3 separate regions of the Homo sapiens genome follow, and all the other regions are linked to region 3. A link is a loop called in an ENCODE intact Hi-C map of the cell type or tissue named here. Cell type or tissue: endothelial cell of umbilical vein. All regions are shown on one strand. Links, peaks and the distances in the headings refer to the core of each region. The heading gives the core; the rest is flanking DNA.

What was found. Hi-C counts contacts between places; a loop is a spot of excess contacts. Peaks named below come from ENCODE experiments on the same cell type or tissue, not always from the same donor. Only the 100,000 strongest peaks of a DNase experiment are listed, where the experiment ranks them.
Region 1: a loop joins it to region 3, with 31 times the contacts of the local background. A loop is called at or near these places in 3 of 110 quality-filtered maps.
Region 2: it touches region 3 in a loop (8-fold over the local background); 37 of 110 quality-filtered maps call a loop at or near these places.

The regions. Positions count from the first base shown.
Region 1 is chr10:81,017,142-81,022,013 of GRCh38, forward strand. No RefSeq gene overlaps it. Among named protein-coding and RNA genes, the nearest start is that of LINC02655, 370 kb to the left of the region's middle. In endothelial cell of umbilical vein, for the core only: a CTCF peak has its summit at 2,184 (motif pointing left); a DNase peak (open chromatin) is centred at 2,060.
Region 2 is chr10:80,597,107-80,601,978 of GRCh38, forward strand. All of the region lies in intron 4 of SH2D4B (SH2 domain containing 4B), which reads left to right. Among named protein-coding and RNA genes, the nearest start is that of LINC02655, 50 kb to the right of the region's middle. In endothelial cell of umbilical vein, for the core only: a CTCF peak has its summit at 2,484; a DNase peak (open chromatin) is centred at 2,495.
Region 3 is chr10:80,442,501-80,447,372 of GRCh38, forward strand. No RefSeq gene overlaps it. Among named protein-coding and RNA genes, the nearest start is that of TSPAN14, 9.4 kb to the right of the region's middle. In endothelial cell of umbilical vein, for the core only: CTCF peaks have their summits at 1,309 (motif pointing left) and 2,357 (motif pointing right); a DNase peak (open chromatin) is centred at 2,371; H3K27ac peaks cover 1,154 bases.

The DNA.
Region 1 (4,872 bases), core at 922-3,421, 570 kb after region 3:
ATTTTAACATACATAAAATCTCCAAGTAGTCATATTTAATAATTCAATTAAATAGAATTCTATTTCTTCATTTTTATAGTCATGGTGTGATTATTGCTGATTTCTAATATCATATCATGTGTTGGAGACTCACTGTTCCCAAAGCATGCAATTGGAAACCATTATTGTATTTGTTTGCTAAGGCTGCCATAGCAAGATACCACAGAGTGGGTGGGTTAAACAATAGAAATTTAATTTCTCACAGTTCTGAGGGCTGAAAGTAAGTCCAGGATCAAGGTGTCAGCAGGGCTGGGTTCTCCTGAGGCTCCTCTCCTTGTCCTGCAGATGGCTGCCTTCTGGCCGAGTCCTCACATAGCATTTCCTCTGTGTGTGCACATCTCTGATGTCTCCCCATGTGTCCTGATCTCCTTGTATCAAGACACCAGTCAGATTGGATTAAGGGCATCTTAGCGACCTTATTTTCAATTACTTTCCTTTTTAAAAGCTTTGTCTTCAAATACAGTCTCATTCTGAGGTGCTGGGGGTTAGGGCTTCAACATGAATTTGGGTAGGGGTGGCACAGAATTCGGCCCATAACAATTATAAATTTAACTCTTGAAAGAATGTTTGTAGCTTGTACCCTTGTGTTGGGACCTAACCATGTAACTGGAAGTTCTCTGGATTAGTGTCCATGTTGAACTCAGAGTTTATTAAAGAATACATAATAATAGTGCTAATTTTACACACACTCACACACATATATACTTAAGACTCAGTAGTAAGCACACTATTGTTTAGAATTTAAATCAACACAGGATATTTTATTCAATGAAGAATATTCTATCACTGACATTGCTCAGAAATTCTGGCCCAGAGTGATGATTAAAAGCAGACCAATTTTAGTTATTTTTTAAATTGTTTTTAAGTTTTCTGCAGAGAACGTGCCCCCTTATTGCCTGAAGTCAGTGCAGATCACTCTAACAGTGATCTTGGTCCACCTCTGTCCATGGAATTTTATATTTATGCTTTATGCACTTTTCTGCATTGGTGTTATATTTCAATATGTTTAAAAAGTGTTGACTTGGAAGCTAGATAGATCAAGGTTCAAATCCTCCATATGTATAAATGATGCTGTCCTTTGCAAGCTGCTAATCTTCTCCATGCTTTGGCTTCTCACTCAGAAAATGAGGATTACACTATACCTCCCAGGAGCATTACGAAGATTTAAATAAAATCAGATACTACATATAAATACTTAGTCAAGTTCCAGGCACAGAATAAAATGCCCACTGATGGAGTTTGAATGCATGTCCCTGCCAAATCTTGTGTTGAATTGTAATCCCCAATGCTGGAGGTGGGATCTGGTGGAAGGTGCTTGGGTCATGGGGGCGGGTCTTTTATGGCTTGGTGCTGTGTTCATGATAATGAGTTCTTGTGAGGTCTGGTCATTTCAAAAGTGTCTGGCACTTCTCCTCCGACTCTCTCTCACTTGCTCCTGCTTTCAACATGTGACGTGCCTATTCCCTCTTTGCCTTTCGCTATGATTGAAACCTCCCTGAGGCTTCACCAGAAGCTGAGTAGATGCCAGCACTATGCTTCCTGTAAAGCCTGCAGAACCATGAGCCAATTAAGACTATTTTCTTTATAAATTACCCAGTCTCAGGTATTTCTTTATATAGCAACACAAGAATGGACGAATATACTCACTATTGAGTGAATCACATAGAGAGTTCTAGTTATTGTCATTTCACTTGTTTGTCTAAATTACTCAATCTCAAGCTTCCTGTGAGGAGATACAATCTTAGATGAATGACTTAATTTGCTAGCTCTTATGTGACAAGCACTGTTAGTGAGAAGATGACCCGTGTTTATAGACTTGTGGAGCAGGCAATCAAGTAGGAAAAACACAGCAATATATCTTACTGTGTTAGTGGAGAAATGTGTAGGAAGCTGTGGGAGAACCAATAAGGGAGCAACTGAGTTGCTGGAGCGATCAGGAAAAGACTAGCTAGAGGAGATTAATTTGAGCTTGATTTTGAAACCTGCGAACAGACAATGGAAAGGCATGACCTGCACAAAGGTTACTAGAGATGCTTCCTATAGGGCAGTGGTTCCCTTGGGGACAATTTTTCTCCACGGAGGATATTTGGCAATGTCTGGAGATCTTTTTGTTTATCAGAACTGTGGAGGTGCTACTGACATCTAGTGGGCAGAGGCAAGAGTTGCTGCTAAACATCTTGCAAGGCACAGGACAGCCCCTAGGCCGAAGAATTATCCTGCCCACAGTGTCAATACAGCTGAAGTTGAGAAAGCCTGCTGTAAGGTTTCCTTTGAAGAAACATAAAAAAAAAAAAAAAAAAGAAAACATAAAATATACTTGGGTAATTTATTATTATATCTTTTATTATTATATTTTAAAATTGATATTTGGCGGGGATGGCAGATGGCTTGCTTTTCAAAGTACACCCCAAAGTTGTAAGAATAGCAACCCCAGTCAGGCCCCAAGGAAGGGCTAGTGTGGGGGACCCTGTCCCAACTCCCCACACATCCGGGCATCACAGTGCAGTTTCCAGAAACAGCAGTGGGTGGCAGAAGACGCTACTGCAGTGAGGCAGAACTGCCCATTAGAAACAAGGAACACATTGGGCCTCTAGTATCTTCAGGTGAATGCAGGAAAAAATGGACTTTGAGAATCAGAAGAAGAAAAAAAATTCCTTAAATGATAAAAAAAAAAAAGCATCGGAAAACATAGAAGAGTAAAAAAGAAAAGATATAAGAAGGTTACAAGGAAATTTAAGCCACAAAATCAATGCTACTATTTTCTGTGTTCTAGTTAAATGATTTCAATTTACATTTTATTTGAGTATCTTTCTGTATTTCCTTAGGATTAATTCTATGAATTTCTTGCTAAAAACAATTCATTCACTTCTTTGGTGTCCTTTTATGCTCAATAATAAAAGCAGTTTGAGTTATGGATTTTCCTCTGTGTACAGTTTTCTCAAAATTATATTTTGTAGCTTGATTTACATTTTGAACAAGAGTGATTTTGAAGAAAATTTTAACATTTCTATGCAGTTTTGTTTAGGTGAGAGGTGGTTTGTTTTTAATTTCTAGTTTAATTGCAAATAAATGATTAATATTTGGAATTTATTGAAGTTTTTTTTGCAGCACAGTTGATTATACAATGTCCTAGGGACCTGTCAAAAGAAAATGCCCTACAGGTTTACAGAACAAGATGAGACCATCCATTTCCCCCCCACAAGGATACCAATTTAACAACTATCTTCACAGTAAAAACACCTTCATAAGAACTAGAAATCAGGTGAGCTCTCATAGTACCTGGTTTTAACTCCATATTGCTGAAAGAGGCACTACAGAGAGAGAAGACAGTCTTGAATTGCCAACGCCACCCCTCCTACACCCCTTCAGCAGTGCGGAGAGCATCTCTGGGCACTGGGGGAGGGAGAACACAACAATTGTGAGGCATTGAACTCAGTGCTGTCCTGTTAGAGCAGAAAGAAAAACCAGACCCAACTCAGGTGATACTCTCCCACAGAGGCAATATTTAAACCGGCCCTAGCCAGAGGGGAATCGCCAATCCCAGAGGGCAGAACTTGAGTTCCTGAAACCTCACCACCGAGGGCTAAAGTTCTCTGTGCTCTAAATAAACGTAAAAGGCAGTCTAGGCCATAAGGACTGCAAATCATGGGTGAGTCCTAGTGCTCAACTGGGCCCAGAGACAGTAGACTGGGAGGGCACGTGACATATTGAGACACCAGTTGGGGCAGCTCAGGCATCATCCCTCCTCTAAGCCCAGGTTGCATGGCTCCAAAAGAAACCCTTTCCTTCTGCTAGAGGAGAAGAGAAGGAAGAGTAGGGAGGACTTTGTCTTGCATCTTGGATACCAGCTCAGCCACAGCAGGATAGTGCACCAGTCAGTGTTTTGAGGTCCCCTTTCCGGGCCCTAGCTCCCAGATGACATTTCTAGACACACCCTGGGCCAGAAAGGAACCCGCTGCCTTGAAGTGAGGGACCCAGACCTGGAAACATTCATCACCTGCTAACTGAAGAGCCCTTGGTTCCTCAATAACCAGCAGCAATACCCAGGTACTACATCTAGGGCCTTGCTCAAGCCTCGAACTGGCTGGCTTCAGGTGAGACTCAGCATGTTACCAGCTTTGGTGGCTATGGGGCAAAACTCCTTCTGCTTGAGAAAAGCAGAGAGGAAAAATAAAGGGGACTTTGTCTTGCACCTGAGGTACCAGTACGGCCACAGGGGAGTATAGCCCCACGTGGGTTCTTGGGGTCTCTGATTCCAGGACTTGACTCTGGGATGACATCTCGGGACCTTCTCTGGGCCAGAAAATAACCCACTGCCTTGAAGAGTGAGTCTCAGGCTAGGCAGCATTCACCACAAGCTGACTTAAGAGCCCTTGGGCCTTAAGGGAACATTGGTGGTAGTCTGGCAGTACTTCTTGTGGCCTGTGGTGACAGTGGCTCTGGAGTGAGGCTTCTTTGCCTTTGAAAAGGGGAAGGAAGAGTGGGAAGGACTGCGTATTGTGGTGTAAGTGCCAGCTTAGCGGCAGTAAAATAGAACACAAGGTAGACTTGTAAGGTTTTTGACCATAGTCCCTGATTCTCAGATGGCACCTCTGGACCCACCTGGGGCCTAGGAGAACTCTCCACCCTGAAGGAAGGACACAGGCTGGGTGGCTTTGCTGCCTGCTGACTGCAGAGCCCCAAGGCCTTGAGCAAACATAGGCAATAGCCAGGGAGTGATTACAGTTACAGCAGGCCTTGGGAAAAACCCAGTGCTGTGCCAGCTTTAGGTCTGACCCAGTGTAGTCATAGTGATGGTGGCCACAGAGGTTCTTTTGTCACTCTACCCCCAGC
Region 2 (4,872 bases), core at 922-3,421, 150 kb after region 3:
TACGCAATCCCTACACCATTTTATAAAAGGGGCTTGAGCATTCGCAGATTTTGGTATTCATGAGAGATGGGGAGTGGAGGAGGGGTTTCCTTGAACCAATCCCCTGAGGATGCCGAGGGACAATTGTACATCAATTGAGCTCCTACTGTATGCCAACCATTGTATTAGACATATTTCCTCCCCTCAAAATCTCAGCCTGGAAAAAGAGGCTTACATGCCCGAGTTACAGTTCAATAGGTAGGTGTGCCAACATAGGTTTGTATAAAATACATGGGGAGGCCAGGCACAATGACTCATGCCTGTAATGCCAGGACTTTGGGAGGCTGAGGCAGGTGGATCACCTGAGGTCAGGAGTTTGAGACCAGCCTGGCCAACATGGTGAAACTCCATCTCTACTAAAAATACAAAAATTAGCCAGGCATGGCGGTGTGCACCTGTAATCCTAGCTACTTGGGAGGCTGAGGCAGGAGAATCTCTTGAACCCGGGAGGTGGAGGTTGCAGTGAGCTGAGATCGTGCCATTGCACTCCAGCCTGGGCAACAGAGCGAGACTCCATCTCAAAAATAAATAAAATAAAATAAAATAAAATAAAATACACGGGGAGAGAGTGAATCCCTTTCAGAAGGGAGAGCATTTGGAAAGGCCCTGCAGAGGAAATGGCATTTGGTTCAGGGAAAATGGGTGGGCGAAGAAGGTGGGACAGGGTGTCATAGCAGAGGGAACTGTGTTGAGCAAAGCAAGATCATTGTGTGCATAGGTCATGGCACGTGTTGCAGTGTGGTGGCAGCCTGGGGTTCTGGTGATGAAAAATGAGGCTTGAAAGATAAGATGAGAAAGAGTTTAAAAAGCATTCATTTAAATTCAGGATGAAAGAGGAGGCAGGTGGAAAGAGGAGGCAGAGCAAAGGTTTATACTGACAAAAAATCGTGAACCATTACAAAGTTGTCACCCGAAGCTACTGCAGTGTGTGGGAAGGAGCACTGGACTGGGAGTCCTGTGCTAGCTCTGCCCACTTACTAGTGTGGCCTTGAGCAAGCTCTTGCTCAGTTGCTCAGTTTCCTCATTTGTAAAATGGGGTTAATCATGTTGAGCTGAGGCCTGTTGGGAGGGTGAAATGAGAGAGAGGAAGTAACAGTGCTTTCTAAGTTGTAAAGGTCTGTGTTCATGAAGTGCTCTTCTTTTTTAGCTACACAATGGGACGGAAAGTTAAGAGCAGGGCTGGTTTCTCATTAGGGATGGAGAATGGAAATCGTCTGGCCCAGGAGCTGCTTGATTGCTCATTAATGTACGGTGTGGCAACTGAAAATGGGAAAGCCTCTGAAAACAGAAAAGATGTGATCATTCAGGCCCTGTGGTTTTAGTTCCTCATCTTAGCCTTTCTTAAAGAATGATGAGTTAAACTCCAGAGCCTGTCATTCACATTCAACAAAACCATTCTGCACTCAATTAATTTAATATGAAAGATATAGTGGGCCATTAATCTATGGGGGAGCAGCAGTTTTTGATAAAACACCCAAATTAAATTTTCCAAGTTAGAAAAAAGGGAAATTATCCCATTTAGTATCACTTGAATACCATTAGTTATTCAGTTCAACAGAGAATTCAGTCAGTTATTCAGCAGAGCTCTGGCTTCTGAGACTCTCTGAATACATCAGGCACAGAAATTCATTTCATAGTTTTTCAACTGTGAACTTGTAGGAGTGTGGAGTTAGATAACATCTAGTTGCCCAGAGATTTAGAGATGAGCTAGCCTGACTTGAGAAATGATATTATTTGTAAAAACTGGACATTTATCATTGCTACTGTTACTAGGTTAGAAATGTAAGCAGGACTTTGGAGTTGTCAGAGGGACTTGTGTTCACCTGTGGCTCCTTGACCTGTGTCATTCTGGTTGTGGCCTTTAACCAACAATCTGCACACTGGTTGTCTCACTTCTTGCCAGGTTTTTGACAGAGCGGAGTGGGAAACGTGGGCTCAGGCCCAGGTCAGGGTCCAGTGATATGGGTTCCATTTCCTTTCTTCTTAAAAAGGAGTGCGCACCAGAGTCGGGGTCAGTGATACTAAAATGCTGTAGGCTTGAGACAGGTAGAGCCGGAAGGGGCTAGTGGGGGTAGAGTCTGGGCTGGGAGTGGAGTGGGCACAGCAGAATTTTGGGCTGGGAGGACAGCTGAAGGAGAAGACAGAAGAAGGGCTTTCTCTATCCCTTGATGGGATGGGACATCGTGCAGTTTCTCCTTGGACATAACTGACTTGAAACTCTCCTTGAACTCTAGGTGCCACATATTTTTGGTGTTATAACTCAGAATAATGCTAGCCTGAGCTCCCATGTGGCCGATTAGTGTCCTGCTTAGGGTCCTCTCTCCTCTTGAATTAGCTCAGGAATCCCTGGGGGCTTTATGGTTCCCCAAAGCTGAGTCATTACAACATTCACATGGGTGTGAAGTGCTCTGGTCTTAAGGAACTCCTGCAGTGGCTCCTGGAGGCCACAGGGGGTCACTGTTGGCAGCCATCAGGCGTTGCCCGCAGGCTTCAGGACCACAAGGGTGGTTGGCTGCCGACCTCAGAAGCCTTGGATAAGGGTTGAGAGAGCCCTTTCCCTTGGCCCAAGTTTAGCTGTTGTCGAACTTTGCTTACCTCGTCTTGAGTGCCAAACCCATTCTTCCACCAAGGGACCATGGCTCCAGCAGGCCGAGTCACAAAAGGCCTGTGTGATACCCTTCAGCATCTCGGCTGCCTGTTTTCCCTCCCTAGGGGTCAGAGGCTTTTCCTGCTCACACTTGTTTTTTCCATTCTCTGACAAGAGACCCTGACTCCACACATCTCCTCTGCTCCCACATCACTTCCCCACCTCCACTCAGGGATGGACCCTTTCTAAAGGTGCCATTTCAGCTTCTTTATCTCACAGTAAACACGACAATAACAGATAATATTTAATAAACCTAGCCCATGCCAGGGCTTTCCAAGCCCGCCATGTACTGTCCCATTTACATCTCAGAGCAACCCAGTCAGGCCCCCACTTTATGGACAAGGAAAGAAGGTGTAGATAAGGTAATTCAGGTTGCCCAAGATCACACGGAGCAGAATTTAAACACATGCACTTTCACATACAATTCAAATCTTTACTGATTTCTTTCCCCATATTATAGGATGGTTCATTAATTTTCAGGGACATTGTTCTATTCACCCAAGGGATTACTACAAATTAATGTTGCTTTGAAGCATGGAGTTTCTCTGCAGGATGTAACCGGATCATCTGAATTCTACAGGACACTGAGCTTTTTCTGTCTGGGCAGGGGAGTAGGGTGGGCCTGAGATTTCTGAGCTGACCCGGTTGGTCTGAGTTGGTGAACACAGCTGCACAGAGGCAGGTTTGTAGCTTGGTGGGAGCGTGGTGGAGCTACAGTGCAGAGTGGCATGTGTGTGTGTGTGTGTGTGTGTGTGTGTGTGCTGGGGAAGGAGCCCACTGAGCTGAGAAAGTAAGGAAAGTAGGCAGGGCACTTCTCAGGGCCTTACCTGGCAGGCCAAGGTGTTTGTATTTTCTGTGTGCAGTGGGAGCCACTGAAGGCTTTTGAGGAAGAGAATGGTAAGATTAGAGCTGGGCTTTAGGAGAATGGGTTTAATCTTTGTGTGACAAATGGCTCAAGGCCCCACCTGTCTGAATTCCAAAAACCCGGCTCCCTAGTCTGCATACGATTTCCTTCTGTAGCCTGCCTGCCTGTCTGTCACTGAATGTCACTGTCTCTCAGGGGCTGTAATCTTCCAAAAGTCACGGTCCTTGTAGGGCACGAGCTTCTAGTTTTTAGTTTGCAGTCAAATGTCTGCAAAGCCCATCCCGGGGCATCCTGACCTTGTTGGAGCCTTTCGTCACAATACAAGGCTGGTATCATGGTGTTCTTAGGGTCTGGAACTTACAGACCTCCCTTTTGAGTTTTAGAAGCCGCAACATACGGATGTCTTCTCAGGGCCACTTGGCAGACACAAGGCCCTTCCTTGAGGAACACAAAAAGTGGAAGGCCAGAGAGAGGGGTGTCTTGGAGTCTTGTAACATAAGGAGTGACAAACCACTGAAACCTCAGTTTTCTCTCTGGAATGGCCTCTTCCCTTTTCTTTCTCTGGAAAACTCTTATTGATCTTCCCACACCCAGTCAAATTATTTCCTGTGATGGCTGCTGGCTCCCCAGCAGAATGCGAGGCTGCTGCCCCTAAGCTCTGACAATACTTTATTGGTCTCTTTTTTAAATGATGCTCACTACTTTCTTCATTATGCTAGAGATATTTGTTGGTCTTATTTTCTCAACTTGCCCCTGAGTGCCTTGAAAGAAGGATTTGCTTCACTGTTATCTCTGTATCCAACTCAGGGCCTAGTGCAGCACTAAATACTTAAATTGAGTCCAATCAGTCATACAAAAATACGTATCGCCTGCCGACTGTGTTCTTGGCACTAGAATATAGCAATGAATAGACCAAAGCAAACTCTCCACCTGCCCTCGTGGAGTTCACAGCCTAGTGGATATTCTGTATGGGACACCCATGGGGGCACTTCCATAAATACCTTCTGAGGGACAGACTTCATGCTGCCTTCTTCAGATCTGGGAGATGTTCTGTTCCCAGAAAGGGTTCTTTGACAACTTGTGAAGTAGAAATGCTTTCTTTCAGGAACAGGTCTACTGACCTTTATCCTGCAAATACTCACAGTGCAGTTCTTGGTAGGTGCCTGCTATGCATGTCTTGAGTGGCACTGGAGTAGAAAGAAACTAAGATTTTACTCTGAGAAGAGAAGGTGACTCACTAGGGCTGGGGCATTAGCCTGGTGCAATTAGAAGAACAAGGCCAGCAAGAGGTTTTTTTGCAAAATAGTTGGATTTTAGAGGC
Region 3 (4,872 bases), core at 867-3,366:
ACATAAAGGAGAATGTCCCTTTTAATACCCTTTTGAACTTTTATAATCTGTTCCATATGAGTATATTAACTAATCACACACTTTTAACAGAGTAATAAAAATGCACCATACTGCGTGCTTGGTAAACCTCTCTAGCTAGTTCACTGACAAGAAGTTTTGTGCCCTCACCCTTAGCCCCTCAGAGAGGGCTATTTGTGTTGTGAAACTCAGGCCACATAGAACTGTAAGAAATCCATTTGATTCAAGGAGCATAGGAAATCTCATGGGCCTGTATGGGCAGGAGCCTGGAAAGGGACACAAATCCAGCTAAGTGTCCTGGGGGGTGCCAATCTTCCTGAGCCAGTGGACCCAGCTGTTATTGGCCCTCCCTTGTGCCCTTCATGACTGTGCTAGGCTTCCTCAGGGGGAGAGAAGGCCAGTTCTGCTGCTAAGCTCTCACCCCAGCACTGCTTATACACAGAGGCAGGAGGAGGCCAGATGCCTCTGGCCAGGAGGGGCTAGGGTGTGGAGCCTGGGGGCCAAAGCACAGCCAGCTCCTGGGAAAGCGGGTGCTGCTTGAAGCAGGAAGTCTTTAAAGTCTCTGCCATGCAGAGCTCTGGGCTGCCCTTATCGGACTCTCATCTTTCCCCAGCCTTCATGACTCAAGAGAGCCAAATTTATGAACCTCGTCATTCTTCAGTTGATGATAATTTTTAGAAAGTAGATTTTCCTTGAGCATTTAAACATTAAATGTAATCAGTTACACTCTTCCCAACTGTAATGACTCAGTCTCATAAATGTTTAAAACGCCTTTAAAAATTGACAAATAATAATATAATCATTACAAAACTGGATCTGTATATGCATACTAAAACCAGTTACAAATGCTAATATGTGGTTCTAAATTTGCTTCTTTATTATTTGCAGTTAGCAGCCTTAGCAGCAGGTGGCAAGACATTATGTGCCCAGATGTTGCTGTCCCATCCTGGGGACCTCAGAGTTGGCCATGCCACACCTTCCATTGGAGGCACCCAGACTCTCCACGGTCTGCACCACAAACCCCGGTCCTGGGCACATCGACTGGACCGGGGTGGACCCTGGACCCTAACTCAGGCCTCTGTGAACTAGCCAGGGACCTGTAAAACCTGTACAAAGTTTTTCCCCAGAAGGGGCGCAGATGGTGACAGCTGACCGGCAGAAGGCAGGGAGGAGCCCTGAGGGGAAGCTGGCCAGAAGTTGCTGGCACTGTGGAGATAAATGAGATACCAATGTCTCAGTGAGAATAGAGAGTGGGTGACGTGGAGGCAGTACTAGATCCTGACCTCTGCTGGCCAGTTCTCCTAAGGGCCTGGCTGCAAGGTTGTGCTGGGTGGCTTTCTACTTCCTGTGCTCAGACAGGCAAAGGAAAATAACTCAAAAGCTGTTCTAAGCCAAAGTGATGGCATGTGCCAAGTGCACAGGAAATAGAAGCTGGTCCAGAAATGTGTATGCAAGAAGTGAGGGGAGCAGGACTGAGTGGAGGGCGACATGGAGCTGTGAGGCCTCAACTGATCCCACAGGAGCTCTGAGTTGAGATCACCCAGCAGATGCCCCGAAATGAGACAAGGGGCTTTGTAACTCCCACCCATCACTCGTTTAGTGGACATAGGCTGCACCCTGCACCAGGGATGGGGGTGGGGCAGAGCCCTGGTGGGGGGCAGCTTCCTTCTGCCAGGGGCAATTCCAAGTGAGTGATCTAATCTAACACAGTGGGTCCTGAAGTGTGGTCTAGGTGGTCACAAACCAGAGGTGACAGGCTAGGTCACTGTGTGTGAGGCAGGCCTGTGGTCAGAATATGGTTGGAGCAGCCCACTCAGAGGCCAGGCCTGGTTAATCCCTGTAGAACAATGGAAGGAGCTGTGTTCATGAAATGAACCTCTAAGGGTTTGCAGGAGGAGGACTGATGGGATCAGATTTTCTTTCTAGTGTGAGGGAGGGGGAACCGGAGCTCAGGAGAGGGATCTGGCCACAAAGATGGGTGGGGGCGGTGCACAGAGGATTCTAAAGACACAGAGTGGCACAGAGGGCAGAGAGCCTGTGGAGATGAGAGGGGGAAGAAAATGGTGTTAGATGTTCCCAGCATCTGGGAAAAGTAGCATTTGTAGGAAATGGGGAGCAGGATCTGCAAAGAGACTGAGGAGGAGCTGCGTGCAGGACACGTGGTCCCGAGTGGGTAGAGGAAGAGAGCCAAGGGCTCCAGGAAAGAGAGAATCAGCAGTGCCAGACAAGGACTGAAAAGCCCTCCCTTCCTCCCCCAACACACAGAAAGACAGACTGACACACACGCACACACACACACACACCCGTGGTTTAATAAACTTGGAGTTTCCTCAGACTGCCTCTAGGTGGCAGTGTATGCACGCGGCATCAACTGCTGCGCAGCTCTCCCCGGGGACTACCAGATTCTCCATGGAACCAACTAAAACTCCCCAAAGCTGTGTGACAGGGACAGGGAGAGGTACCTGTGATGTTTGCAACATCCATCTGTTTTCTGCTCTGTCTCAGATGAGTCTAGGTGTGCCTCTCTCCCCTACTTTGTAGTGGTAGGGGGAACTTTCAGTGGCTCTCCTAGCAGTGTCTGCGCCTAGAGGTCCCAGGGCCTTAGCCGACCCTCAAATCTCTAGGTGTGAGATTGAGACAGACTGGGGACTCAGGTGTGGTCATAAAGCTGACAGTCCTGCTTCTACCACTTATCAGCTAGGTGATTCCCTCTGAGCCCCCTTTCCACATTTATGTTACTAAGTCAGAGCTTTGTGAAGGTCAGTTTGCATGACATTATTCCAGAAGTAACACTCTGTGCTGTCAAGTGGCTTTGACATCTGCACAGATCCCATAGTTCCCTGGGTAGACATGAGCAGCTCTCCGGCCTGAGTGGACCTAGCTTTCAGGGGCAGAGTTGGGACTTAGCCCGTGCAGTCCGATTCCTGGTATTATACTTGCTCTTAACATCTAGGATCTGCTCCCTCCCTTGATGTCTTATTTGGCCACATCTGGGGTTTTCTTCTTTGGCAAAACTTTCTTCTCCCATGTGGAGTCATTACAGTGTGGTTGATGCACAGGGCTGAAAGGGCCGTGGGATGTCACCTGTTGAACAACCTTTCTTTCTCTGCCACCTTCAGTTTATGAAATGGAACAACTGAGGGCAGAGAGATGACAGGACTCCTTGTCACCACCATCTGCTTAGACAGTCTCAGATGCTATAATTAAAGGGTGTTCCACTGTGTCTTATCCTCACACATGGGCTCCTATCACAAATCTTAGTCCTAATTCTTTGCAGGGGACGCCACTGGCAGGCAGAGGTCCCATGGCTGAGGCTGTAGATGCAAATAAGAGTAGAAACCTCCTAGAAGTTTGCAGATTCCTTAAAATAGATTGTTCTGGAACAAATAGGCCAAGTATAGAATGACAGGCCAAGAAATAAATTTCCTTTCTGTTCTCTTTTCCCCAAGGCTCCCTAACCTCTTTCTTCAAGAAAGGCAACACCAGTGCAAAACTGACCTTGAAGTAAAAGTTCTACCAAAGATGTTGGCGCCTAACCCATTGCCATTGCCTGCACTCCAAGTCCTGCCATATACTGATGGAGTGACCCATCTTCCCACTAGCCTCTTGGTCCTGACCTCCTCACCCTCAGGGCCATTTGTTTCTCCGTTTCTTCCATCTCAATCACCTGGTCCCATGGATACACACCTCTGTCTGACCACAGCCTTGTGTCACCGTATCTCCCTTCTTCACATGCTGAGGGCCCTCCAGCCGCAGCCTCATCTTCTTTCCCCCTATCTACTAGCCCCTCCAGCTGTCACTTCTCTCCCCTAGTAGCCAAGCCTCAGGATACAACACCTCAACTGCTTTATTTCCAACCTTCTGGAATCCTTTGCACCATTGTTTTTCTATCATGCTCTCCCGGCAAACCCCAGATTTTGATCAATCCTGCTGTCTGTGCTCTCTGCACTTGCACATACTCCAGCTGCTGAGTACTGATGAAAAAGGTCATGTAATCTGAGATGTGTGTCACTCTCACTCTGGGTCTCCATTTGCAGCTGGGCTTGCAACCCTTCCCCAAACATTCCTGCTTGCCCCTGCTCAGAGGTGTCTCTCGTTCTCTCCTAGGTTTCTCTGAAATCCTTGGATCCCACCCAACACCCACTTAACCTTCAGCAGGTGCCCATTCTACTTCCAGAGAAAGTGGACCCCTTCCCTTAGGAAGCCCCACCGAACCCACAAACATCTGCATCCTCACCCAGCTTGTCTTCCTGCCTCCTGTCTCTATGAAGGTCCTGCTGTCCTCCAGTTTGGGGCTCTCCTCTTGTTCTGAACACCAATCCTTCCCACCTTCTCCAGCAAGCGTTTTCTCTCTTCCTTCAGACTCTCTTATCTCCCCTCTTCTCTTGCCTTCTCCCTTCATCATTTAAACATATTTGAGTCTCTCCTTTGTTTTTCTTGTTATTTTCTTTTAATAGAAACAGGGTTTCACTATGTTGCCCAGGCTCACCTGGAACTCCTGGGCTGAAGCGATTCTCCCACCTGGGCCTCCCAAAGTGCTGGTATTACAAGCATGAGCCATCGTGCCTGGCCCAAGTCTCTCCTTTCTTAAACAAACACCCTCCTGCAACTGCTTATCCTCATCATCTTCCAGTTAACAACCTCTCTCTCATTTTCCAATTGCTGTTCAGCCCACTGTTAACTGTCTTTGACCCAATTCTCCACTGAAACAGTTCTCTGAAGCTATTAACCCCATGGTTGCTCTTCAGCCTTGTTTCACTGGCCCTCTGCAGCCCTGGAAACTGGACCACTCCCCTCTTCTTGAAACACTTGTTGCCCCTGGACTTCCATCCATTCCACCCTCTTGGCTTTTCT